Linked DNA regions of Homo sapiens: region 2 is linked to region 1. The links are chromatin loops, found by intact Hi-C in ENCODE. Cell type or tissue: PC-3. All regions are shown on one strand. Each heading gives the region's core, and the rest is flanking DNA. Links, peaks and the distances in the headings are about the cores only.

Region 1 (12,559 bases), core at 4,085-9,084:
TCCTACCCAGCGCTCACTGTCCTCAGGCATAAAGCACAATAAAAACGCACCTTCACTGGGCCAAGTTTTAGAGAAAGTAAAGGATGCCCTGTCCTGAGGCCATGGTATAAACTAGTGACTACACAGAATCTGTCTGGTCCCAAGGATCCCCCTTCCCTGGCCCCTGCCTTCCCTAGTCCCAGCATTGCTGAGACCCCCAGTTTGCAGATACCTCTCAGTGCCTGTAACCCCACCTCAAGTCCCTGTGAGCTCAAGAAGTGGCTGGTTATTTCAGCCAACTGATCCAGTGGGAATCTGGACCAATCCCACCACCCTGTGTAGTCAAGGCAGGGTAGTGGGATTGGAATGAATTAACTCAAGGTGAATGAAAACAGATCCCAGATAGGATGCTGCTGTGAAAATATGCATGTTTGAATGCAGGCTCATGCCCCTGCTTTCCATGCTCAGCAGGTACTCTTCACATCGGTGATGTTGTTGTTTTGGGAGGGGGGAGACTGTTGATTTTTCTAATTACATAAACAAACCATGCTCCTTGCTGGGAAAAAAATGAAAAAAAAAAACCATACAAGAAAATACCTCTCCTGAATCCATCTTTAGAAAATTACTTTGATTTTTGAAAATACAAATGCTTTGCATTGTGGAAGTTCCTCTTTCCTCCTAAAGGAAAGCAGCCTGGTGGATCCGGCTTGAAATGATCCAGATTCCCAGAGGAGGCGCACAGCTTCAGTCCAGTCGCTCTGCCCAGCATCCCCACAGCTCTGCCGGCAAGGTTACAGCATGCCCAGGACGGGTGGTGTCCACGGACATGGGCAGAACAGAGCAGAGAGTTCCAAAAGGAAGTGGGAGTGCTCTGGAGTAGGGTTGCCCTGAGCCAGCTGTTGTTTCCCCAGCTTCCCCGTGGGACTCTCACCAGGAGCAAGCAGCCCTGTCCCCAGGTTCATTCCCCCAGGGCCTATCCGGAAAGTGGGTGCCCCAAGGAGTCAGTGGAGGATGCAACGACGTTGAGACCCACCAGGCAGGCCTCCTGCAGGAGGAGCGTGCCCTGTGTCTGGGGGGCCCAGGGGCTGCTGTGGCCGGGGTTCCTGTCTGGAGGCGACAACACAACGGGGGACAAGAAACAGGGAGGCCGACCCCGAGCCCTGCCTCCTGAGAAACTCTCCTGCTCTCTGTGCTGAGAAATCTTTGAGGCCTAACTTCTTACCCCAGCAAGGTGTAGGGATCCCATCGCGAGGCACACCGCCGAGGCCAGGCCACAGATAATTGCACCTGAAAGATGTGCGGGGGCTTTGACTCCGGGCATCAATGTTCCATTTGGCCGCCTGGGCGCATCCATTATTCGTGGTAATGACAACCATAACTTCTACGGGGCTTTTCATCTTCAAACCACTTTACAAATACGGTCTGTTTAATTCGAACTGCAGCTTCCCTCTCTCCATCCAAGTGCATTCGCCCTGGCTCCAGGTGCACAGGCAGGGTGCAGACCGAGCTTCTGTGGAAACCAAGCCGCATCCACCAGGCTGCTTTCCTTTAGGGGCAAAGCGGAAACTTTCACCATGCAAAGCATTTGTATTTTCAAAAATCAAAGTAATTGCCTAAAGATGGATTCAGGAGAGGTGTTTTCCTGTATTTTTTTTTTCATTTTTTTCCCAGCAAGGAGCATGGTTTATTTATGTAATTAAAAGGAAAAATCAACAGTCTCCCCACCCCCAAAACAACAACATCGCAATTGTGAAAGTACCTGCTGAATATGGAAACTATGTACGTGATCCTGCATTCAGAAATGTGTATTTTCAAAGCAGCATCCTATCTGGGAATCCATTTAACTCACCTTACTCATTCCAGTCCCACTACCCTGCCTTGACTAAACAGGCCTGTGAACAGTAATACCCACCCGTGGACTTCCGTTCTGCCATCCCAAATCCCGGAGACAGTGGGTGCTAGGTCAGCCCCTGGGTGCTGGGGAGAATGAGTGCCTCAGGAAGGTGCTGGGGTGGGGAGGGCGGTGCCAGGGGAGGGTGAGGGAGTGCAGGGGGGAGAAGGGATGGATGGAGGGTCCCTTCGCCTCCCAGGAAGGGAGGAGCTGGGCTGGGCTGGGGTGGGTTGGGCTGGGGGTACCACCCTTCCTTCCCTGCACCCATCCAGGAATCCGGAGTCTGCTCAGCCCCGCATCTCACCCCACCCATACCGTGCAGAGTGCAGGGCAGCTGCCGATGCCTTCGGCAGAGCGCCTGGCTTCCGGTGCTTAGCGTGAGAAATGTTCTTTTTGGTGATAGCATCTCGACATAAGGTGTTTTTGGAAAACGACAACACACTCATTTTCCTTTCATCATGTCTCAGTCAGGATGGCCCCGGGACTTCACGCACACGGGGGACCTTGGATCATCCGCTGTAGGATCCATACCGGCGAGCACCCCAAGAAGTCAGCGTGCCGCCTGAGGCGAGGGTCCCCAGGGACGCCCCCAGGCACCGCCAGGTGCCACCCCCGCCCTGTGATTGGACGGCAGGGGCTCTGCTGGCTGTCACTCAGCCAGGTCCTGGGAAGCCCCGATACTCAGGCTCCGGGTATGGCGGCTGCCCTGGGCCCTCTGCTCTCACTCTGCGGTTACCTCTCACCCACCGCGACATTAATCCTTCCCCAGCAAGAAGAAGAAACGCTTCCCCAAAATAAAACCGTTCACTCAGATTCAGGTCATCATCACCAAAATGCCTGTGCACTCTGCGCCCGAGGCCTGGGACACCCGGCTGCAGGCAGCCCCCCAACCCTGTCCCTGTCTGGTCTGGTACAGGTGTGTCCCCAGGCCAGTGACCTCTTACCTGCCTAGCCCACCTCAGTGGACTGGCCTTGCTTCTTCTTGCCTCTTTCCATGTTCCTGGACCAAAGCACTGAGGACCGGTCTAGATGTGGGCTCTGCCCCAAGGGAGGTGGGGCAGCCTTGGGGAGGTACCCACTTCCCAGAGCCTGGGCATGTTCCTTTGGGAGGAGAAGGGTAACAGGCAGCACCTCTGATCCCCCTGTCCCCACTGCTACGTGGTCCTACCCCTAACATGAGCTGATCCCTGGGTGTGAACACCTGGACCCTCTGCCCCACTGCCTGGGGCACGTTCCTTTCCTGGGCGGGTCCACAGCTTCACTGGGAGGGAGATGTCCTCCAGGACCACCTGGGGAAGTGGGGGCTCAGTGCACAGAGCAGGAACAGAGGCCACAGGTCTGCCTGGGTCTGGCGATCTCAGGGACTGTGGAAAGAGCCCAGCCAAGCCCCAAATCAGCATCCCAGTGAGTGGTGCCCTGGGAGCCCACGGGCGGCCCCATCGCAGGAGCTCCAGAGGCCATGGGAGCTGGTGTGTGGGAGGGGTGGTCTCCTGTCAGAGAAACTGTGGTGTGGGAAGGAGGAAAAGGAGCTGCGGTCCTGGCAGGCACAGCGCCTCCTGTGCTCCTGTCTCCCGCGGAGTAAGTGGCCATGTCCCTGTGGGAAAGGGAGAAGCTTGAGCCCCAGAGGGGCTTAGTGAAGCCAGCCGCAGGTGCCTATTGGCCTAGTGAGTGAGAGGTGGGCTGTGAGCCCGATGCAGCTGAATGTCGATGGGGGATCTCTGCTGACAGTGACCTGACCCTAGGGCACTGCCAGGGTCTCCAGGGGAGGGGCGGTCTGCACAAAGGGCCACAAGCTGGGGGCTTGAAGCAGTGGACAGTTATTCTCTCAAGCTGGAGGCAGCAGTCCTCGGTCCAGGTGCAGACAACACTGGGCTCCTGCTGGGGGTCCAAGGAGGGTCCCTCTGCCTCTCCCAGAGCTGGTGTTGCTGGCGGCCTCGGCACCTGGACTGGTAGGTGCCTCCCTCCAGCCTCCACCTCCACCCTCCATGGCCTTGTCTCCGTGTCCCCACTGTCTCCCTCTGTGAGTGCCTGTCTCCGAGGGAGCCCCTTCTTATGAGCGTGGCCAGTGTGTTAGATTAGGGCTCACCTTACTGAATTATGATCTCACCCTAATGACACCTGTGACGACCTTATTTCCAAATAAGGTCACATTCACAGATACAGAGTTATAGACATTGATTGTCCTTTGGGAGAGGACACAGTAAACCCACAACAGGCATGGAACAGAGCTCTAATCTCTGCGACGCAACAGAGCCTGGGGGCTCAGCACCAAGGGCAGAGGCAGAAAACCCAGCCAGGGGACAGCCTCTGGGGACACGATGAGAGTTCATTGCTCGGGGGACAAGCCAGGCACTGGGGCTGGGAGAAAGGCAGGCTGCTGAGGACCGGACAGGCACAGAAGCCCGCCCAGCACCTGGGCCAGTGGCAAGGCTGTCCTTCGGCGTGGGGAGCTACACACTTCAGCTGGTCATCTCTCCACCCAGGCTGGAAGGAAAGGCTGAGGCCCGGAGGAATCTGCCTGTGGGGCTAGCTGGGCTCTGCTGGGAGAGAGGTGGGAGACAAAGGCTACCAGGCTGCTACATAAGGGCTGGCCCTCAGCGCTCACGGCCATCTCATGTACAGCAAAAACAAAAGCAACCCCCCTCTTAAGGAAAAGTAGGCTCTGCCCCACGTGCTGTCCAACTGTCCTGTCGTTAGAAAGAGCATGCAGACACGGGCATGCTGTCATGAGAGTCAAGAAGGCAGGTGTTCACAAAGGCTGCGCCTGCAGCTCTTAAACCCATATGGAATAGAGGAGATGGAAAGTAAGCACCCACTGTTTAAAGGGCTTGCTTTTGAGACTAAGGGTATTTTTCCCTACATTTCTCTTCTCTTCCAAGTGGATATTGATGAATATTGTTTTATGGTGAAACATGTTTTATTTTATTTTCCTTTATTTTATCCTGCGTTTTTTTTCAGGGTCTCACTGTAGCCCAGGCTGGGGTGCAGGGGCCTGATGTAAGCTCACTGCAGCCTCAGCCTCCTGGGCTCAAGCAATCCTCTCACCTCAGCCCCTCAAGCAGCTGGGATTATGGGCAAGTGCCACCATGCATGGTTAATTTTTTATTTTTTGTAGAGAAGCGGTTTTGCCGTGTTGGCCAGGCTGGTCTTGAACTCCTGAGCTCAAGCAATCTGCCCGCCCCGGCCTCCCAAAGTGCTGGGATTACAGACATGAGCCACCACGCCTGGCCAACACGCTTTATTTTAAAATCCTCCATTAAATGAAATAATTAGAGAATAAAAAATTCCACTTCAAATAGGCAGAAACTCCTTTTGTTATGCTCTATTTGTTACAAATCTCTCTAAAACGGTGCCTGCATTTTCCTGTAGAAGGAACCTGAAAGCGTCCATGTTGGGTGTTCCCATCGCTGCTGTGAGTCCTGCTAATGCTGACCCTCAGTTACTGCTGACCAGCACTATACATAGGCCGTCGCAGAGGATGAGACCGGCTTGAGGGGCTCTGACCAAAGGGAACCCACTGGGAAGTGTTAAAATAGGACATTTCTGAAGGGCTCACTTGATGTTCTCTTAGAACAGGGCTATGAAGAAAACAGTGACTGATTGTCCCGAGGGGGTTTATTTGTCTGAGTCAAAATTGTGCTTCCTCTGCCCAAGGAAGAGCCTGGTGGGAGGAGGAGGCCCTGGCCTCACTCCCCTTCTTGTCACTAGGATGGGCAGACATGGGGCAAAGCAGCTTCATTTTTCTAGTGTTTAAAGTCTACCACTACCCACATATTGTTCATTTATGTCCATGAATCCCAGACTTAAGAAACTATTTAATTTGATCATGAATTTCTTCCAAGAAATGGCACCTTCCCACAGACCAATGTGTGTCTCTGCCAATGGAGGGGCATGGCAGCGTTTGTGGGGGAGGTGGGCTCCCTCTTGCAGAAATGCCTCGCCCCACTCCTTCTGCCAAATCTTTCCTGGGTACTCCTCTCTAAGTGTGTAAATGGAAGACATTTCTTGCTTTTTAAAGTCTGTACTATATTCATTGCTCAAACATTCTAGGGAAAATCCATTTTCTTATAACGCTAAGGAAAATTCTTAGGGTCAGTCCTGCTTAACAGAAAATGAAGGTGTTCTCTGTGTTACAAGTGAGGAAAATCAAACTTGGAGAAGTGAAAGGAAGTGTCTAGGTGACACTGTGTTGCAAACCCTCATGTAAAACAAATTCTCTGTGGTGCCAATCGGAAGTTGAGGATCATTATTTCACTGAGCAAGGAAGTGATAGTGGAGATGACGACAGCCAGAACTGAGTCTGTATACATAAGGCCGAGAGTAACTTGTTCAAATGAAAAATTAACTGTTTATTTAAAAGTAATTTAATTGCCAGCTGAAAAATTTAGTTTTCTCTCAGGAGGCACACTGGGGGTTGGGTAGGGTGACTGAGAAGTTAAAGCCTGGATGAATCTGCTTTTACTCCTGGAAATAAAATGAGTCACTCCTTTGATTTAATAAGGGAGTGGGGATTTTATAGGTAATGTGTACATAGAAGACAGCCCGAATGAAGAGAATGTCATTTGCATTTTGGCAAGGAGAAGAAGAAAAAGAACAAGGAGAAGAGGGAATTTAGAATGTGACAGTGGCTGGATGAAAGTCCTATGTTTAATTTCTGCAACTTAAAATGTTATTTACTTATGGTTTTCACCAGAGAGCAGATTTATGGATTTTTTAATCTACTTTTCTAATAATGAGCATGTATTAAGTGTATAATTTTTAAAATTCACCTTTAAAATATGCCATTTATTCAGTTAATAACTTTGGAACTTGGAAGAGAAAATGTTCTCAGTAAATTAAACCATAAAGTCTACAGATGAATCAAAATAGATATATGTAAGTTCTCTAAAGAGACAGAAGGTGTCCTGTGGCCTGCAAGATCAGTATGTGATGCAGGCAGTGCACCATGGAGGCACACATCAGTGTGTGATGGAGGCGGGTGCACCATGGAGGTGTACATCAGTGTGTAATGCAGGCGGGTGTACCGTGGAGGCACACATCAGTGTGTAATGCAGGCGGGTGCACCGTGGAGGCACACATCAGTGTGTAATGCAGGCGGGTGCACCGTGGAGGCACACATCAGTGTGTGATGCAGGCGGGTGTACCGTGGAGGCACACATCAGAGTGTGATGCAGGTGGGTGCACCGTGGAGGCGCATATCAGTGCGTGATGCAGGCGGGTGCACCGTGGAGGCACACATCAGTGTGTAATGCAGGCGGTGCACCGTGGAGGCACACATCAGTGCGTGATGCAGGCGGGTGCACCGTGGAGGCACACATCAGTGTGTGATGCAGGCGGGTGAACCGTGGAGGCACACATCAGTGTGTAATGCAGGCAGGTGCACCTTGGAGGCACACATCAGTGTGTGATGCATGCTGGCGTACCATGAAGCCACACATCACTGTGTGATGCAGGCTGGTGCACCGTGGAGGCACACATCAGTGTGTAATGCAGGCGGGTGCACTGTGGAGGCACACATCAGTGTGTAATGCAGGCGGGTGCACTGTGGAGGCACACATCAGTGTGTAATGCAGGCGGGTGCACCGTGGAGGCACACATCAGTGTGTAATGCAGGCGGTGCACCATGGAGGCACACATCAGTGTGTGATGCAGGCTGGTGCACCATGGAGGCACACATCAGTGTGTGATGCAGGCGGGTGCACCGTGGAGGCACATATCAGTGTGTGATGCAGGCTGGTGCACCGTGGAGGCATGCATCAGTTTGTAATGCAGCTGACTGCAACCTCTGCCTCCTGGGCTTAAGTGATTCTTGTGCCTCAGACTCCCAGGTAGCTGGAACTACAGGTGCAAGCCACCATGCCTGGCTAATTTTTTATATTTTAGGTAGAGATGGAATTTCACTATGTTGGCCAGGCTGGTCTCAAACTCCTGGCCTCAGGTGATCTTCCCACCTTGCTCCCAAACTGCTAGGATTACCAGTGTGAGCCACTGCACCCAGCTGTACTCTTTATCTCTAAGTAGTTTTGCCTACTTCAAAATCATGTTCTCTCCTGTGTTTTTTTTTCCTATAAACTTAATGTGGTTTGACCCTGTGCCCCACCCAAATCTCATGTTGAATTGTAATCCCCAATGTTGGGGGAGGGAACTAGTGGGAGGTGATTGGATCATGGGAGTGGATTTCCCCTTTCCGGTCTCATGATTGTGAGTGAGTTCTCACAAGATCTGGTCGTTTGAAACTGTGTAGCACTTCCCCTTTTGCTCTCGCTCTCTCCTGCTGACAGTGAGAAGATGGGCTTGCTTCCCCTTCACCCTTTGCCAGGATTGTAAGTTTCCTGAGGCTTCTGTACAGCCTGCAGAACTGTAAGTCAATTAAACCTCTTTCTTCATAAATTACCTGGTCTCTGGTAGTTCTTTATAGCCGGGTGAGAATGGACTAATACAAAGCTTGATGGCTTTACTTCCTTTTTTTTTTGAGATGGAGTCTCGCTCTGTCGCCAGGCTGGAGTGCAGCGGCACAATCCCAGCTCACTGCAACCTCTGCCTCCCGGGTTCAAGCGACACTCCTGCCTCAGCCTCCCAAGTAGCTGGGATTACAGGCGTGCACCACTACGCCCAGCTAATTTCTGTACTTTTAATAGAGACGGGGTTTCACCATGTTGGCCAGGATGGTCTTAATCTCTTGACCTTGTGATCCACCCACCTTGGCCTCCCAAAGTGCTGGGATTACAGGCGTGAGCCACTGAGCCCGGCCGATGGCTTTACTTCTACTTGTAGATCCTTACTCCATCTAGAATTACCTTTGGGTGTAGTGTAAGGTAAGAGTTGAGGTTTTTTTGTTGTTGTCATTTCCATACGGTTGTCCAGTTGCTCCCACACCATTTATTGAAAAGATCATCTTTTCTCATTTATTGTTTCGGCAACTTTGCCAAAAATCAATTGATTATATATGTGTGGGTCTGCTTTGTGCCTCGATTCTGTTCTATTGGCCTATATTTCTATTGTACACTAATCCCACACTGTTTTCATGACTTCAGTTTTACATTGTCTCAAAATCTGGTAATGTGAGTTTTTCAATTACTTTCCTGTTTTTCAAAATTGCTTTAACTATTTTAAGTCCTTTGCATTTCCATGTAAATTGCAGAATTTGTTTGTAAACTTCTGCCAAAAAAAAATAAGCACGGTTGAGTTTTCATTGAGATTGCACTGAATGTAAGATCAGTTTGGGAGGACTAGAACTCTTCATTATATCAAGTCTTCAAATCTGTGAATACAACCAATCTCTCAACCACTATTGGTCATGTTTAATTACTTTTGGCAATATTATATATTTTTTGTATACAAATCTTGCATGTATTTTGTTAAATTTATCCCTAAACATTTCACATTTTTTATTGTATTAGACATTATGCTCTTAATTCAGTTTCCCATTGTCCATTGCTTATATATTGTAAAAGAAATGGTTTTTATATATCAACTGGTGTCCTGTGGCTTTGGAACACTCACCTATTGGTTTTTTATAGGTTACAAGTATTTTCTATGTACACTAACCTGTCATCTAGGAATAGAGGCAGATTTTCATCTTCCTTCCCAATCTGTGCTTTGTATTTCTTTTTCTTGTCTTACTGCAGTGGCTGTGAATTCTAGTACAACACTGAGGGGAAAATAGTGAGAAGTGACAGTCTTACCTTATTTCTTACCTTAGGGAAAATAAATTCAGTTTTTCACCATTCATTATGTTATCTGTAGATTCTCCATAGATTATCTTTATCAGATTAAGGAAGTTCTCTTAGATCTCTAGTTTTGCTGAAAGTTTTTCTCAATAATGGGCCTTGAAGTTTTTCACATTTTTTTCTGCATCTGTTAAGATAATTATATGATTTCCTTTTGATTTTGATAATACAAGAGTTACATTTATTGGTTTTCACATATTAAACCAACATTGCATTCTTGGTATAAAGCCTATAGAATCATGTTTATTTTCCTTTTTATATTGCTGGTATCATTTGCTCGTGTTTTGCTAAGGGATTTTGTTTCTACATTCATGAGAAATATTAGCCTTCAGATTTCGTTCTTTGTAAAGTCTTTGCCTGTTCTTTTGGGGAAGAGGGGTTCTAATCAGTGTAATATTCATCTCATAAAATAAACTGGGGGGTGTGCCCTCCTTCTCTATTTTTAAAATAGTTTGTGCAAGGTTAGTATTCTTTATCTCTCAAGTGTTTGCTGTCTGGGCCTCATTCCTGCTTTTCAGTAAAGATCAGAGAAAGTGAGGGAGTCATCCACGCTGCTGTTGGAGGAAGAATGCTCTAGGCAGAGAAGGCCGTCAGTGCTGGAACCTTGGGGAAGAGAGCCCCTGACATGTTCCAGGGAAAGCAAGGGGCTCAATGTGGCTGGAATAGAGAGGATGAGAGGGTGAGTGTTGAGGGACAAGGACAGAGATATTGCAGGGAAGGAAACCCTGGAGGGCCTTGTAGATCCTATTATGAACTTGGGCTTTTGTTCTGAGTGGGGTGTGAAGCCATTGGAGGGTGGGAGGCATGATGTGACTTTGTGGATGATCCCTCTGCTGATGGCAGACTGCCAGAGGGCACAAAGCAGCAGGAAGCCCCAATGGGAGCTTCCCTCTGAATGTGGGTGAGAGACCCTGGGATCTGGCCAGGCTGGTGGCAGTGGGAGGGGGAGCAGTTGTTGAATGTGGCTCCATTGTCAAGGCAGATACAGCAAGATTTGCTGACAGACCAGATGTGAAGTGTAAGGGAAAAGGGAGAATCAAGGAGTAGGCCATGGTTTCGGCCTGGAACCCTGGAGTGTTCACCGGCAGAGGCAGGGAGGACTGGAAGGGTCTCAGGTTTTGATATGTTGGGTTTGAGGTGCCGGACATCTCAGTGCGAAATCAGGAAGTGTGTGTGGTGGGAGCTGAGGGGTCTGTGCTGACAATGTGCCTCAGATGTGAGTCCAAGTGGCTCAAAGGAGAGAAGGTGACCGTGGCCAAGGCTGTGTGGAGGACAGGGCCCTGGCAGCAGGACTGAAGTGACGGCGAGGACTCAGCTAAACTGGAGGGACAGTGTTGACCATGGCTATGGGACCAAGAACCACACTGTGGGGTATGTCCTTCTGAGGACAGGTCAGCCTTGTTTCCGTCCATTGAGTGTCCGTGGGCCCAATGTTATGAAATCTTGTTCCCTCATCTTATCCAGAGGGAGCTGTGATGGTTAAATTTTGTGTCACCTTTGCTGGCTGAGGGGTTCCCAGACACTGAGTTAAACATTATTTCTGGGTGTGTCTGTGAGCGTGTTTCCCGCGGAGATTGGTGGTCTCAGTGGACTCAGGAAAGTAGGTGGCCCTTCTTCATGTGGGTGGGCTTCATGCAGTCCCTCGAGGTTCAGTGCAGAATAGAACAAAATGGAGATTTAACCTCTCGGCGTGGCTGCGTGAGCCGGGACACCAACCTTCTCCCCCACTTGGGCTGAGACTGAGACCATCAGCTCTCCTGGTTCAAGGGCCTTCAGACTTGGACTGAACCACACCGCCAGGCTTCCTGAGTCTCCAGTGGGCAGAAGGCAGACTCCATAACCACATGAGCCAATCCCTCTGGATGAATCTCTTTATACAGACATCCTATTGGTTCTGTCTCCCTGGGCTAATGCAGGGGTCTCGCGCAAAGGTGGCAGAGTTTTCAGATGTGGCATGCCTGAGAGCAGGTCAGAAGATGAAAGGGCCCTGGCCCAGTGGAAGCTGGAAGGCTGGGAGAATTGCCGTCTTACCCCCCTGGGGAGCTTCCGTGTTTGCATCACGTTGAATCGTGGCTATTTCTAGGCAGGCTCTCTGGGGGCTGAATCTAGGAGTCATTAGATCGCCCCTAGGCAAATGCCTGTGTTTTACAGATGAGCATGCAGAGGTCAGGACAAGAGCAGCTGGTCCAGCCACACTGTGTGCACAGGGACAGGCCTGTCTTCACCTGTGCTCACCGGGGCCTCTTCCAGAGGTCTCTGCAGCAGAAAGCATGTGCTCCACGTACCGGCCCCCAGCGTCCCACCAGACCAGCGCCGATCCCTGTGGGAGCTGAAGAGGAACTGTGCTGAATGAGAACATTTAAAGTGAATCATGTGTGGACTCCCTATGCTCCCTGACTCCTTGTTTATTTCTACCTTTTCTGGCGGATGCTATTAATAAAATGCTAGGAAAATCTTTAAACATGACATGAGTCAAGGGTACAGAGCTCTCAGTTCAGGCCCTCAGTGCCTAAGAAGCAAATTTTATTTGTTTTTTAGAATGCCACGTAGTTTTCTATTTCAAGCTCCCCTTCTCTCAAGGCAGATAAAACTCTGCTTCCAATCATGAAGATGCCCTCCTTTGCCCCCTGGTGTATTGACGAGATTCGAGGGCAGGGCTCTGGGTCCTCAGAACCATCTCTCCATGCAGCATCTCCTGCAAGATCCGTCTCTCATCCGACCTTGGCTCTGAGTCTGTGAAGGTCACTGCTAAATTGTCGGTGACATCTCTGTCATTTCCAGCCCCTCGTGTCCACCAGGGATTCTCACTGGCCCTAGGTTCTCAGCAGCTTAGACTGGCATGTTTTCTCTAGCGTCCTGCCACCCACCCACCCAACCCCTGCCCTGGAACTCTATCCAGGAAAGAGGCCCAGGACAGGGAGGCAGAGGGGCTGGTTCCTTCCTCTGGAGCCACAAGACA
Region 2 (12,559 bases), core at 4,690-9,689, 160 kb after region 1:
GCTGCCCTGCTGAATGTCAGCTCTGCCTCCGGACGCCCAGAGTGGATGGCCAGGCCTCTGCTCCAGCAGCAGACGAGCACAGCGCGGGGCTGGGGGGCTGGAAAGCAGTCTTCCTTAACAAATACAAAACCCCCTGAGTAAGCTTCCCAGACCACTCAAACCAAACCCACCCACCCCCGGCAAATCCCTCTCCCTCACAGCACCTTCAGGGCTACCCAGCCTCTAAGAACCTGCTGTTGACATCCAATTCTTTAGACGTTTTCCTAATCAGATAGGATTTCCAGCAGGAACAGAAATGAATGGGGCACCTCATGAAGTCAAGTGAGCCCCACAGGGACTGAGGGGCTGTCCTCCTCCAGGCCCAGCAGAAGGCTCTTTGACTCCCTTTCTTGAAAGCGCGTCCCTTGCACCCTCCAGCCTATGTCTCAGATCACACCGGTCATTCCTTGGACGGACGGGCCACCCATGGCATCACCTGGAATACAGCACGGGGCACCACCATTAGGAGTCCAGGGCCTGATGCAATCACAGGGCAGGAAAGTGAAAGACAAACAGGAAAGGAAGCAAGAAGGAAGGAGAGACACCAACAGGACACCCCAGCCCACTGTCTTGGGGGCAGCTCATACCAAGAACAGGAAGAGGAGCTGCAGAGGCCATACAGGAGCCTGGAAACCACGTGGGAAGTAGCAGCGAGGGATCACCCGAGCCCTGGCCTAGGCATGCGGGTGGGTCGGGACGGGACTGGTCCAGCAGCCACTTCTGTCCCTGCTTACTCTGCCTGGCCACCATGGCAGACAGGAGCTCTGCTCAGGGACCCAGGGTGGGAGCCTGCCCATCTCTGCGCATGCTTTCAGGATCACGGGGGCGAGGAAAAGAGTGTGATGTGCTGGCTCTTGGAGCTTCTGCCCCAAAGTGACACAGGCCACTGCCACACATATTTCATTGACTCAGGCAAGTCACACAGCCACTCTCAGGTCCAGCAAGGTGGAAATGTGTAATCCTTTCACAGGAGGGGCACCAGGTATTGTTAAACAATCATGCAGACCATAGCAGAGGGAAAATTGGTACAAGCATCTTAGAGAACAGTTGACTGTCTAGGGGAGCTGAGGAAATACACATCCTAGGGTCCAGCAATTCCACTGCTGACAACACAGCCTAGAGACACTTAGGCCCATACACAGGCCACGCAGACCAGTGATGCTCCTAAGAGCTGGAAACGACTCAAATAGCCATCAAATGCAGAATGAGTACAAGATGATGGCACATTTAGAAAGACAGACCCATATACAGCAATCGAATGAACAAGTTAGAACTGCAGGCAGCAACATGGACTAATCTTAAAAACATCATGTTTAGCAAAATCAATGACTCAAAAGAACATCAACAGTGGAATTCCACTTTATAATCTTTGAAAAACAGCAACACTAAATCCTATTTTAAAGACACATGCGTTGTTCAAAACTACAGGGCCAAACAAGGAAGGGCTCCACATGGAAGTCAGCAATGGGGCTCCTCACGAGGAGGGAGGAGAACTTCTGGGGAGACAGCAGGGTCCTGCTTCCCTGAGTCAGTGGGAGAATCACACTGTTGTTTACAATTATTCACTATGCTGTCTGTGAATTTTATGCATTTTTTGTTTGCTTTATATTTCACAATTAAAGGTTTTCATAAATGGAAGCACGATGAATAATGCATTTGGTATTATTACACACGCAGTGAAGTCAGCGTGGGCCAGAGGGCAGGAGCAAGGAGACCTGCTGTGTTCCCTACATCCCCAAGAGGCCCGGATGGAGATGCTCAGCCTCCTGGGCCCTGAGTTTCCTGGGTGGCTACAGAAGTGTGCCAGAACAATTGGGTTTTAAGTCTCTCCCCTCTCTTTTTTATTTTTATTTTTTTGGTTGGGGGGCGTCAGGGTCTTGCTCTGTCACCCAGGCTGGAGTGCAGTGGTGCTATAGCAGCTCACTGCAGCTTTGACCTCTTGGGCTCAGGCGACCCTCCCGCCTCAGCCTCCTGAGTAGCTGGGACCACAGGCACACTCCCCAAGCCTGGCTGTCTCCTGCCTTTCTATTGTAGATTCTGATTCATATTAGGACAGAAAATCCTCTCGCTGTGATCCTGTGAAGAGTCTTTCATCCGAGACACCATGGGCCTTCCAAACAGAAACACCTCCATTCCTTCCCAGTGGCGAAAGGACATGAAGAAAGCCCTTCCTTCAGGGCCCGCGTGGCCGCCGTGGGCTCCGCCTCTGCCCCGCCTCGGGAGGGAGCGCTGTCGTGGGAGAGCTTTCTGTTTCAGGTCAGCTGACTGCGTCCAGGAGACTGGAGGGAGCCCATCACCGCCTGCCCCGGAATCACCGATTGGGAAGAATCCTTGGAGGCAGCCTCAGCTGACGCCTCCATTTCTGACTGACAGTAGTGTAGCGACCATCGCGGTCACGTTTGGCGTATTTCTCCTTGCCTCGTCTACCTCAGCGACAACCAAGTGAGGCAGGTACTGTCATAACCTTCATTTCACAGATGGTGAAAAGGAGGCTTTGGGACGTTCACGGTCATGTGACTGGTCAGTGGTGCATATAGAGCGACAGTAGCCCTAGAGAGGGTTGGTGGTGACCTGCCTCGGGCACGTCCGGTGCTGGTGAAAATTAAGACCGAACTTAACTTTCACTTAAAATTAAGGCTGACCCTAGAATACAGATATCTGGGATTTTCCTGCTCAAGAGCACTGTAAACTACCTCGTGTCCCCCTCCAGGATGCCCTGCCTAACCCAGCTCCCCTCAGCCGAGCTCCCAGCTCCCCATCACCTGGTATCGACCATGACAGCTCTGGGTGGACACCTTCTCATGTGTCAGCCCCCCCACAAAGAAACAGGAAAGGAGACCACCACACCAGGCCCGGACTGCAGCTACAGCAGAGTAGCTTCTCTGTATGGACTATGGATAGCTTGAGTCAGCTTCCAAACCAAAGGCCAGAGGACTCTTTCTCTGGTGTGTGGCCAGCACCAGTGACACAGCCAGAAATGGTATGTGGCCTTTCTGCAGGATTCTGGGGAGAAAACACTGTGATAATGACAAGGCTGATTTTTTTAATGTATTTGGATCTGATTCGGAATGAATTTGTAATTCCCGTAATGATGCTTTCCCGAAGGAGAGAGGGAAATGTTCCGTTGAAGAGGGTTTGGCAAAAGCCAGTGTGTGACATTGGTAGGGTGTTTGGGGGTCGAGGGACAACTGGAGTGTCCATCCTGAAATTGTAGGTGCTGGGTGCCACTCATACAGTGTTCAGAGTGGGGGGGCATCTTAAGTAACTGTGAAGGATTTCTCTTTGTACAATACTTCTTTACTTCGGAGTTGAGAGGGTAATGGCGGATGTAAGATGAGAGAGACAGCCACCTGTTTTCTGGATGCCTTGGCAGTGGGACATGGCTACGACCCTCCCAGGTGCACACCTCTCAGGAAACTGAACAGCAACCTAAGTGCTTTGGCCAGGTGACCTGTGTGCAGAGCTTGGACCGCACTGACTCCCCCAGTGGCCTGACAGTACCAGAGGCCCATGGTCAGCATTCCCAGGCAGAGCACACAGCGGCGGCTCCTTCCTGCCTGGCTTCATATCCCAGATGGTGGCATTGTTTCCAAGGAATGAAAGTCAAATACACTTTCAGAATCAGAGAGGAGATCAAGGGTTTGAAATAGCCAAGACCAGTGCAATGCCAACTCTCACATTTACCCTCCCGGGCTGTCCACTCCGTGAGTGTCGTTGGCATCTCTACTTTCCACTGTGCTATGACACAATTGGGACCACCTTCCTGGGTCCGGGGACCTCTGAGAAGTTGCGGTTAAGTGGGGGCTTGGGAAGAACAATATGAATGTGAAGTTAAATTCTGAGGCAACCCGGTTCCTAAAAAGTCCAAATCTTAGATTTTCCAGCTGCCTTGCTTTGAGTTTCTAGAACTGAGCTTCTAGAGATTGGGAAGACAGAGGGCCACTAATGGACCCCATCATTTTACCGAGTACTTAAAATGCAATCTTTTTTAAATTTTCTTTTTCAGTTGCTCTTTAGAAGTTATCCCAATATATAATTTTTGACAGAGGATAAACTTAAATACGTAGGACACCTCACTGTAAAATTATGGAGACGGGTTTTGCATGTGGCTCCTGGAACCCATCTTACTGCCTTACGGTCAAGCCACAGGCACATTACTGCAAGAGGCTTAATGTGCACTTGAAGTATGCGGGTCTGTTGGTGTGAAGAACAAAGTGGAATCCAAGCTGTGTCTGGGAAGCGACACAGTCTACTTAGAGACCGGATATTATCCTTGTCATCCATCAGATGTCTGTGGTGAGCCTGCAGGGGATGGAAAGCACCAACAGAATGGCAAGCAAATTGGGAAAGCCAAGGGAACTCCCAGAGTGGTGAGGGTGGTGGCCTTGAGCATCCACTAAGTAGACCTTTGGTCCAGCAGGAAGTGTACCAGTTCAGATTGCTGCAGCCACAAAACTCACTAACCAAAGGCTTAAGTGATACCCTGTCTTCATCCTACTCTGATGAGAAGTTGAGAAACATCATTTAAACAGACTCATGTGGTGGACTGAGCACCGCTTCCAGGATAGCCACAGACACAGCCCCCATCTTGGGACATTTCAGAAGACAGAAGGAGGACCCGCACAGGAGAGGAAAGGGCCACAGGATGGAACCGGGTGCTGGTCATGGACTCGTGTCCCTTGGAGGACGCCTTGGTGTGGCTGGTCCCATCCTCCAAGCATCACTCCTCAATATCTTACCAATGTCAAAGATGTCAGCCCATTCCTAAAATGTAAGATTGATCAAAGGCTTAAGATACAGCTCATATTCAAATGACCAGATCAAAAATGTTAAGGAAGCATGCAAATAGATGAGATCTACAGAAGAACTTAAAAGATGGAATTTATCTAGCACAAATACAACATCCTGAACTCAACTGTAAGCTGGAGAAGAGCCTAGATGATTTAGGACATGTGAAGAAGACCCAGGGAACCTGATGGCAGATGTGAGAGGTCTGCAAAATAGAATGCAATGTTTAAAACACAAGTTTGGGCTACATCAATAGAATTTAACATTCAGACTACAGCTGGTCAAACCAAATTCCGCATACTGGGTTCAGCCCCGGACCCCTTGAAGACTAACTCTTGAGAACACTAGGTGACTCCCAAAGAGAATGCCTAGACTAGACAAAAACGCTCATCGCAGTGAGGGATGTACTGAGGCATGTGGTCAGCAGGTGGGGTTTGCAGCCCATTCTCCAATCTGCCATTTAACCGTGTGACTTTAAACAGCTACTGAACCTCTCTGAATCTCTGTTTTCTCATCTATACAATATAAACTTTCTCTAAATGAGGTAATTATGTAAATCACAATGCCTGTCCCTAAGTAAGCACTCAACAAATTTGCTAAATTATTGTGATTAGTATCATTGTGCTAAAAAAAAGACCTCCTGCTGAGCTGAGGCTAGCATGTGGGAGCGGTAGGCCAGGTGTCCAGGGATAAGGTGAAAAGCCACCAGAGAGTGACACGCCCCCAGCTCCAGAGAGTTGGGTTGCAATGCAGAATTTCTGGATACTAAACTTGAGAAGCACTCCTCTGAAAGTGCTACACTTCTACTCAAAGTGTGCAGTCAGCTCAAGGTGTCCCGGAACGAACACCGGCGCTGAATGGGAACAGAGTGAGCTGGGTAATTCCCACGCCTCTGCAAGCTCTAAGATGCTGCAGCTCTTTCTCTTACACCTTCTGCAACTTCAGTATTAAATAACATAAATACGTATTGGGCATTCCCAATACCCAAGATAATAAAAAATATTCTCCAAGGAAGCCTTTTGCTCTCTGGAGGAATTAGCTCACCTAAGCCCAAACCCGTCCACAGCCACGTCCCAGGGCTAGGAACAGAAAATGGAGGGAGCGGGAGTCCCCTCCCAACCTCCCACACACTCAGAGCCCCTCTTCCACAGAGAGGCTGACTCCACCCCTGCCCCTCACCTCCTGGCATGAGCTCCACCCCTGCCCTGCACCTCTTGGTGAGAGGCGAGGAATGATGCTCAGCCGGTTCCAGTCTTCTGGGGCGCTGCTGGTCCCCGCACCAAGGGCTCCCCACAGCAGGGTGAGAACACATCTGAACAGTTCTTCTCCAGCCTGGGTGTGCGTCATGTAGGCCTAAAGAACGAACGGGTCTCGTGTGTCCAGCTGTCCTCTTAGACCATTTACTGTCTCCATTTCAGTCCACAGAGTTCCTCGTTGAGTCTCATGATGCTCCTTTCTCCCCACTGATTATAAAAGTAATACAAGCTCATTGGACAAAGTTTGGAAGACACAGAGGTCACTTTTTTTTTTTTTTTTTTTTTGAGATGGAGTCTCGCTCTGTCGCCCAGGCTGGAGTGCAGTGGCGCGATCTGGGCTCACTGCAAGCTCCACCTCCCGGGTTCAAGCAATTATCCTGCCTCAGCCTCCCAAGTAGCTGGACTTACAGGCATGCGCCACCACGCTCAGCTAATTTTTGTATTTTTAGTAGAGACAGGGTTTCGCCTTATTGGCCAGGATGGTCTCAATCTCTTGACCTTGTGATACACCCGCCTTGGCCTCCCAAGGTGCTAGGATTACAGGCGTGAGCCACCTCGCCCAGCCAGAAAGGTCACTTTCAATCACCCTTCACCTCATCATCTAGAACTAAATAATGACTACGTTATGGACTTGATATATATATAAAAGATTTATCTTACAACATGGGGTTTGCACAATTTCTTATGAGCAACATCCTTCTTTCCCGTATCAACACATTATGCAAATTTTCCAACTCATTAGATCATCTTCAAAATTATGGCTGTGGCATTCCACCCACGAACAGGGCTTTCCTTACTGGACAGTTTCCTATTTTAGCTGTTTGTGTTGTCTCCGTCTTTTGGTATTATATAGAGCATTGCAGTTAAAAAAAATTCTACTATGTAGCTTTTTATTATTTCTTTAGGATAAATTCCTAGGACAGGTTTATTGCTGGGTCAAATGGTTTAAACATTAAGAATCTTGATAAAAAGTCATAAAATTACTCCCAGAAAATTATACCAATTTACTCATAGCTGTATAGGCGAATGTTTGTATTACTCAACCTTTGTCAAACCTGACTGACTGTTATCTCACTGTTCTATCTCTGCCAATTTGAGCATTGAAAATTTTTTTTTTAATTTTACTGTGAATTATTTAATCACTAGTGGGGTTCAACATTTCACTTATTTTTGTTGGCCATTGGTCTTACTTTTGGTAATTGTCTGTTGACACTGTTTGCTAATTTTTCTCCCTGGATATTCAACATTGTTTTATTGATCCTTAAGAGCACTTTTATATTTAAGGTTTTTAACTCTTGGTCTGCCATACTGGAATATTTTTCCAGTACATTCTGTTTGCATTTTAACTTGAAATCTTATTTTTAATGTGCAAACATTTAATTTTAATACAGTCAAACCTAATAATGTGTGCATTTGTAGGTTTTCTTTGTTATGTTTTGAAAGGTCTTTCCCATTCTAAGATCAGATAAAAATTGCTCTGGTTTTTTCTCTCCAATTTTTTTATGGTTTTTTAAACATGGTGGTGTCTGATGGGAAGTAGACTATAACTCTTCTTTTCCAAATAGTAACCTAGTGTCCAGCACCCTTCACTCAATAGCCCATGTGAAATGTATGTTCTATCATATACTAAAGTAGTATAAAACATTTTAACATTATAAATTAATCAACATGAAATCAATTTTTTATAAAATATTTTGTTTTTCCATTTTTTGTTACGTTGATCTACCTTTCTCACACTGTTCGATTTAATATTTATTTATACTACCTGTGGTTTGGTAGAGCAAATACAACAACCAAATTTTATTTTACAAAAATTTTCATCTATTTTCACTCATTTGTTGTTTCTCCAATTTAGAATCACCTGGTCAAGTTCCAAAATTGCCCTGAAATGATTTTGGTTGGAATTACATTATGTTTTAAATTAATTATAGGAAAAGTATTACCTTGATAATATTGAGACTTCAAATCTGAGAGTATGGCAAATCTTTTCATTTAATTAAATTTTAAAACACTGTTTTGTTATACAAGTTCTTCACATTTCTAAAATTGATTCCAAGATATTTTATGTACTATAATAATTGCAGTCTTTTCTCCCCTATGTTTTCAAATCTTTTATTGCCAACGTATAGAACATCAATTGGCTAATATTTTTGTGCTATGACTAGCCAATTTAGTACAAACTCTTTCAATGGTAGCACTAGTGTTTTCAGTTTATTCTCTTGAATTTTTTAGGTAGAAAAGAAAAAGGTCTACAAATTACAATAATTTTTATCTGCCTTTTGGCAATGTATCTATTACTGCTTATGTTTTTCTTATCTTATTGCATCATTTAAAACTTATAGATCAGGGTTAAGATGGGGAAATGGGCTCTCCTGCCTTATTCTTCAGTTTAATAGGCTTCTTTTGATTGTTTTATCCTAATGTCTGATGTTAGGTTTTAGTTTAAAAGACAGAATATTTACCAAGTTAAAAAGTAATCATTTTATTCCTAATCCACTAAAAAGATTTTATCAGCATCTCCTAGAAGATCATCAAGATGAATATTTTTTCCTGTCCTTGAACCTATTGATGTGACAAATTATATTAACAGTATCCTATATTAAGCCAGTATCTCATTTCTGACATAAATCTTTATTAAAATTAAGATGTAATATTCTTTCAATATTCTGCATGATTTGATTAGGTAGCATTTTATTTACAATATAATGCATTGATAGGTATAAATGAGGATGGTTTATAATTTTTTTATACTATTTCAGCCAGGATTTACATAAGAATTTTGCTATCTTTGAAAAATGAATTCAGGACGCTTTTCATTTCACTGTTGGATATTTATACAGCACAAAAAAACTTGCCACTAAAATTGTCTGTGTCATGGAAGTACGCATTCTTGTTTTTGAGATAATTCTTTGACAACATTTAAAATGTATTCCAATGTCATCAATCTATCCATGTTTTAAACATCTTATTAGCCCAGTTTTGACCATCTTTATTTTCCCAAAAAATAATCAAATTTATCAAAACCTAAAAATTTACAAGCAGGATTTTATAATCATGTTTATTCTCATGTTTACTCTCTAAAACTTCATATTATGTTCATATCTCCTTTTCCATTTCTAATTTTATGCATTTGTATTTTCTCTTTATTATTTGACTTTTGGATGTCTTTTTTCCCCAAATAACCAATTGATAGATTTATAACCCATATGAATATTCTTCTGTTTTCTAACATAATAATTTTCACATATATCATTTTATTTTCTCTGCTTTTCTTCTTTTGTCTTTCTGCTTATTTTTTGTCTTTTTTTCCACTTCTTGAATACCTAGCATATCTATCTATGTTTTTTCCTATATGGTAATAAATGAATAATACAGCAATAATATGAATGAATAATATGGTAATGAATGAATAATAAATGTTAACTCCATATATTTTCACGAATACTGTTTTGACCACTCCTGTAATAGCTCATAAGCAGGATTCTATCGATACTAACTAAACAGCAAGTGCCATTTTGATTCTTGCTTTAATGCCACTTATTTTGTTGAATGATTCTTAATTTCCAAAAAGTTTAGGATTGGGGCTAAAACTTTTGGTCAAGGCTGACATAGCATATGAGCAGATCCGGATCTCAATAGTTGGAGGTAGATGGGAAGGCAGAGGGAATGTGAACAGAGACACGGACACGCACAGCCAAAGTGGCAAGTCACCAGAGTCCTGTGGTCCCAGCTCAGGAGGATGACACAGTCAGGACCACACAGCCAATGAACCTTTCAGGGTCTGGGCCTCCAGGCCAGTCCTAGGACACTGACTAGCACCAGAGAGGGGTGCACTCCTGTGCTCTCTCTCTCTCTCTCTCCCTCCTTTCTCTTTCTGTTTCTCTTCCTCTTTCTCCCTCTCCATCCCCATCTCTATCTCTCTCTATTTCTACATCAACTTCTTCTGAAAAAAATAAAAACTTTCTTTCAAAAAGGCACTATTTAAAATCTTAGTAATGCTCTCAAACCATGAAGTCTCCAATAGAAATCTCATCACCATCGCCATAAACAAATGTACTTGAGTGTGTCAGAGCCGTTTTCTCTGCCCACATGCTGGCAGAAAGCACAGCCTCCATGGTTGAGAGCTGAAACTCACGAACAGCTCTTGCCATCAGAAAACGGGGGCTTCTAAGCAAGTATCTGTCTCCCTGGTCTGCCACTGCCGCTGCCTGCTTGCCACCATTCACTGCTGACAAGCAGGTGCTGTGCACGAAAGTCACCCTAGGAACTAAAACCTGTTGTAAAACAAAGTGCATCTCCATGTGCCTTTTTGGACTAATTTCAAGCCCCATAGACTTGTCCCTACCAAATCCAAAGGAGCTTTTAATTTTGGATATGGGTTTGTGTCGTTCTTTCTACCTTTCACCATCTCCAACATGATCAACAATAGCCACGTACGTCCACGATCTAAGAAGAGAGAGAAGTGGAATAAGAGCCATCACTCACAGCCAGGCATAGTAGCATGCACCTATGGTCCCAGGTACTAGAGAGGCTGAGGCAGGAGGATTACTTGAGCCCAGGAGTTCAAGGCTGCAGTGAGCTATGATCACACCACTGCACTCCAGCCAAGGCAACAGAGCAAGACCCTGTCTCAAAAAAAAAGAAAGAAAGAACGAAAGACAGAAAGAGAGAGAGAGAGAAAGAAAGAAGAAAGAAAGAAAGGAAGAAGAAAGAAAGAAAGAAAGAAAGAAAGAAAGAAAGAAAGAGAAAGAAAGAAAGAAAGAAAGAAAAAGAAAGAAAGAAAGAAAGGGGAGCATCACCCATGCATGAAGCCAATGCCTCCCTCATGGCTGAGCAGAAAGAAGCTCCTCTGAGGCCTGACTCCCACCAGCATTGCAGCTGGGACCCCAAGGTTAGCGCCAGCATCATATCTGGGACCCAAGGTTAGCGCCAGCATCATATCTGGGACCCCAAGGTTAGCGCCAGCATCGTAGCTGGGACCCCAAGGTTGGTGCCTGCAGTTTTCACATGGCATTATGCACTCCTCATCATGCTATCCACCAAGGCCCTACCCGAGTCAGTGTAATCATTTCTTAAAAACAATGCAAATGGAAGACAAAGTTATTTTGACCAGCTCAGAAGCTGAAAGGCCTTGGCTGCCTCATGGCAGACAACAGAAGAAAAGACTGCAAACAGATAGGAAAGAAAACATGATTACATCACAGAGGTGACATTAAATCAATAGAAGCAGCACGAGATCGATGTGCCTTTGCTCGTGGTAAGAGCAGTGGGCTCGTGCATATTTTCAGATTGTGCCAAGATCGTTTCCTACTGGAGTTGTACAAAGGAAGACTTTGGGGGATGACATGGGCGGGGCTGCTGTTTTCTTAAACGTCTCATTTGATTCTTCAAGTATGGCTCTATTTTTCTTCCTTAATTCCTCAATACAGTCAATCAGTTCCAGCCCTGTGCACAAATGAGACGCCAGTACCAATACTAGCACAGGCAGCCGGGTAATTGCCAAAGAGAAGTTACTCGGAGTTAACCAGTGGAAATTGAGGCGCTGTGATTTGCCACTGCAATGACCAGACTGAAGGAAATCAGGTCATGCAAACAATTCACTTTCAAGGCTCTGCCTTTGCATCACTTAGTCTTGGACCGCGGGCCAGGGCCACAGAACAGCCCTCAAAGCGGGAGAACAACAAACCCCATGAATCCATGTTTTAGCTGAGGCAGTATCAGCAAAGAGGAAATTTCACATTGAGAAAGTGTCCCTGGGTTCTAGCACTGATTCTGCTGCTAACGATGAACTTAAGCTCTTTAAGCTCTCTGGGCCTCAGTTCTTTTTATCTCTACAATAAGGCTGTAGGAGCAGATGATCTTAACATCTTTTATTATTATTATTATTATTATTATTATTATACTTTAAGTTCTAGGATACATGTGCACAATGTGCAGGTTTGTTACATATGTATACAAGTGCCATGTTGCTGTGCTGCACCCATTAACTCGTCATTTAGCATTAGGTATATCTCCTAATGCTATCCCTCCCCCCTCCCCCCACCCCACAACAGGATCTTTTTTAACCTCCAAAATTTTTATTCTACAAAAACTGGACTAAAATTCCCCTGGATCATGTTTGCACGGTGGTAACCAAGCAAAGAGGCTAAAAAATATTGGGACATTTTTCGGCCACTCTGGACACATCATAACTAAATAATATTAAACATCCCTAAATGGAATGTTTCATCAGTAAAGAAAATACACATATAGCTCAAGCTATATCCTGCCATCGATCTGAGCACGGAACAGAGGCAGGATATGGCCATGGGTTTGCATTTGTTATTAATAGGAAGGCTGAATTTTTCAGGACAAAAATAACATTATCTTCTGAACTAAGAAAATGTGAAGCTGTAAATAAAAATATTAGGTTGGTGCAAAAGTAATCGCAGTTTTTGCTGTTACTTTTAATGGCAAAAACCGCACTTACTTTTGCA

Evidence for each region. Peaks named below come from ENCODE experiments on the same cell type or tissue, not always from the same donor. Only the 100,000 strongest peaks of a DNase experiment are listed, where the experiment ranks them.
Region 2: it touches region 1 in a loop (2.5-fold over the local background); 1 of 110 quality-filtered maps calls a loop at or near these places.

The regions. Positions count from the first base shown.
Region 1 is chr7:156,030,125-156,042,683 of GRCh38, reverse strand. LOC124901789 (a long non-coding RNA gene) reads left to right here and starts at 8,120. Exons shown (of 2, transcript XR_007060614.1): 1 at 8,120-8,230; 2 at 11,752-12,066. LOC105375597 (a long non-coding RNA gene) reads right to left here. Exons shown (of 3, transcript XR_928242.3): 3 at 9,286-9,727. RefSeq lists an enhancer at 7,819-7,978 and a silencer at 8,103-8,303. In PC-3, for the core only: no CTCF peak of the experiment used is centred there; a DNase peak (open chromatin) is centred at 6,343; H3K27ac peaks cover 486 bases.
Region 2 is chr7:155,871,909-155,884,467 of GRCh38, reverse strand. No RefSeq gene overlaps it. Among named protein-coding and RNA genes, the nearest start is that of SHH, 66 kb to the right of the region's middle. RefSeq lists an enhancer at 9,991-10,040. In PC-3, for the core only: no CTCF peak of the experiment used is centred there; no DNase peak of the experiment used is centred there; H3K27ac peaks cover 336 bases.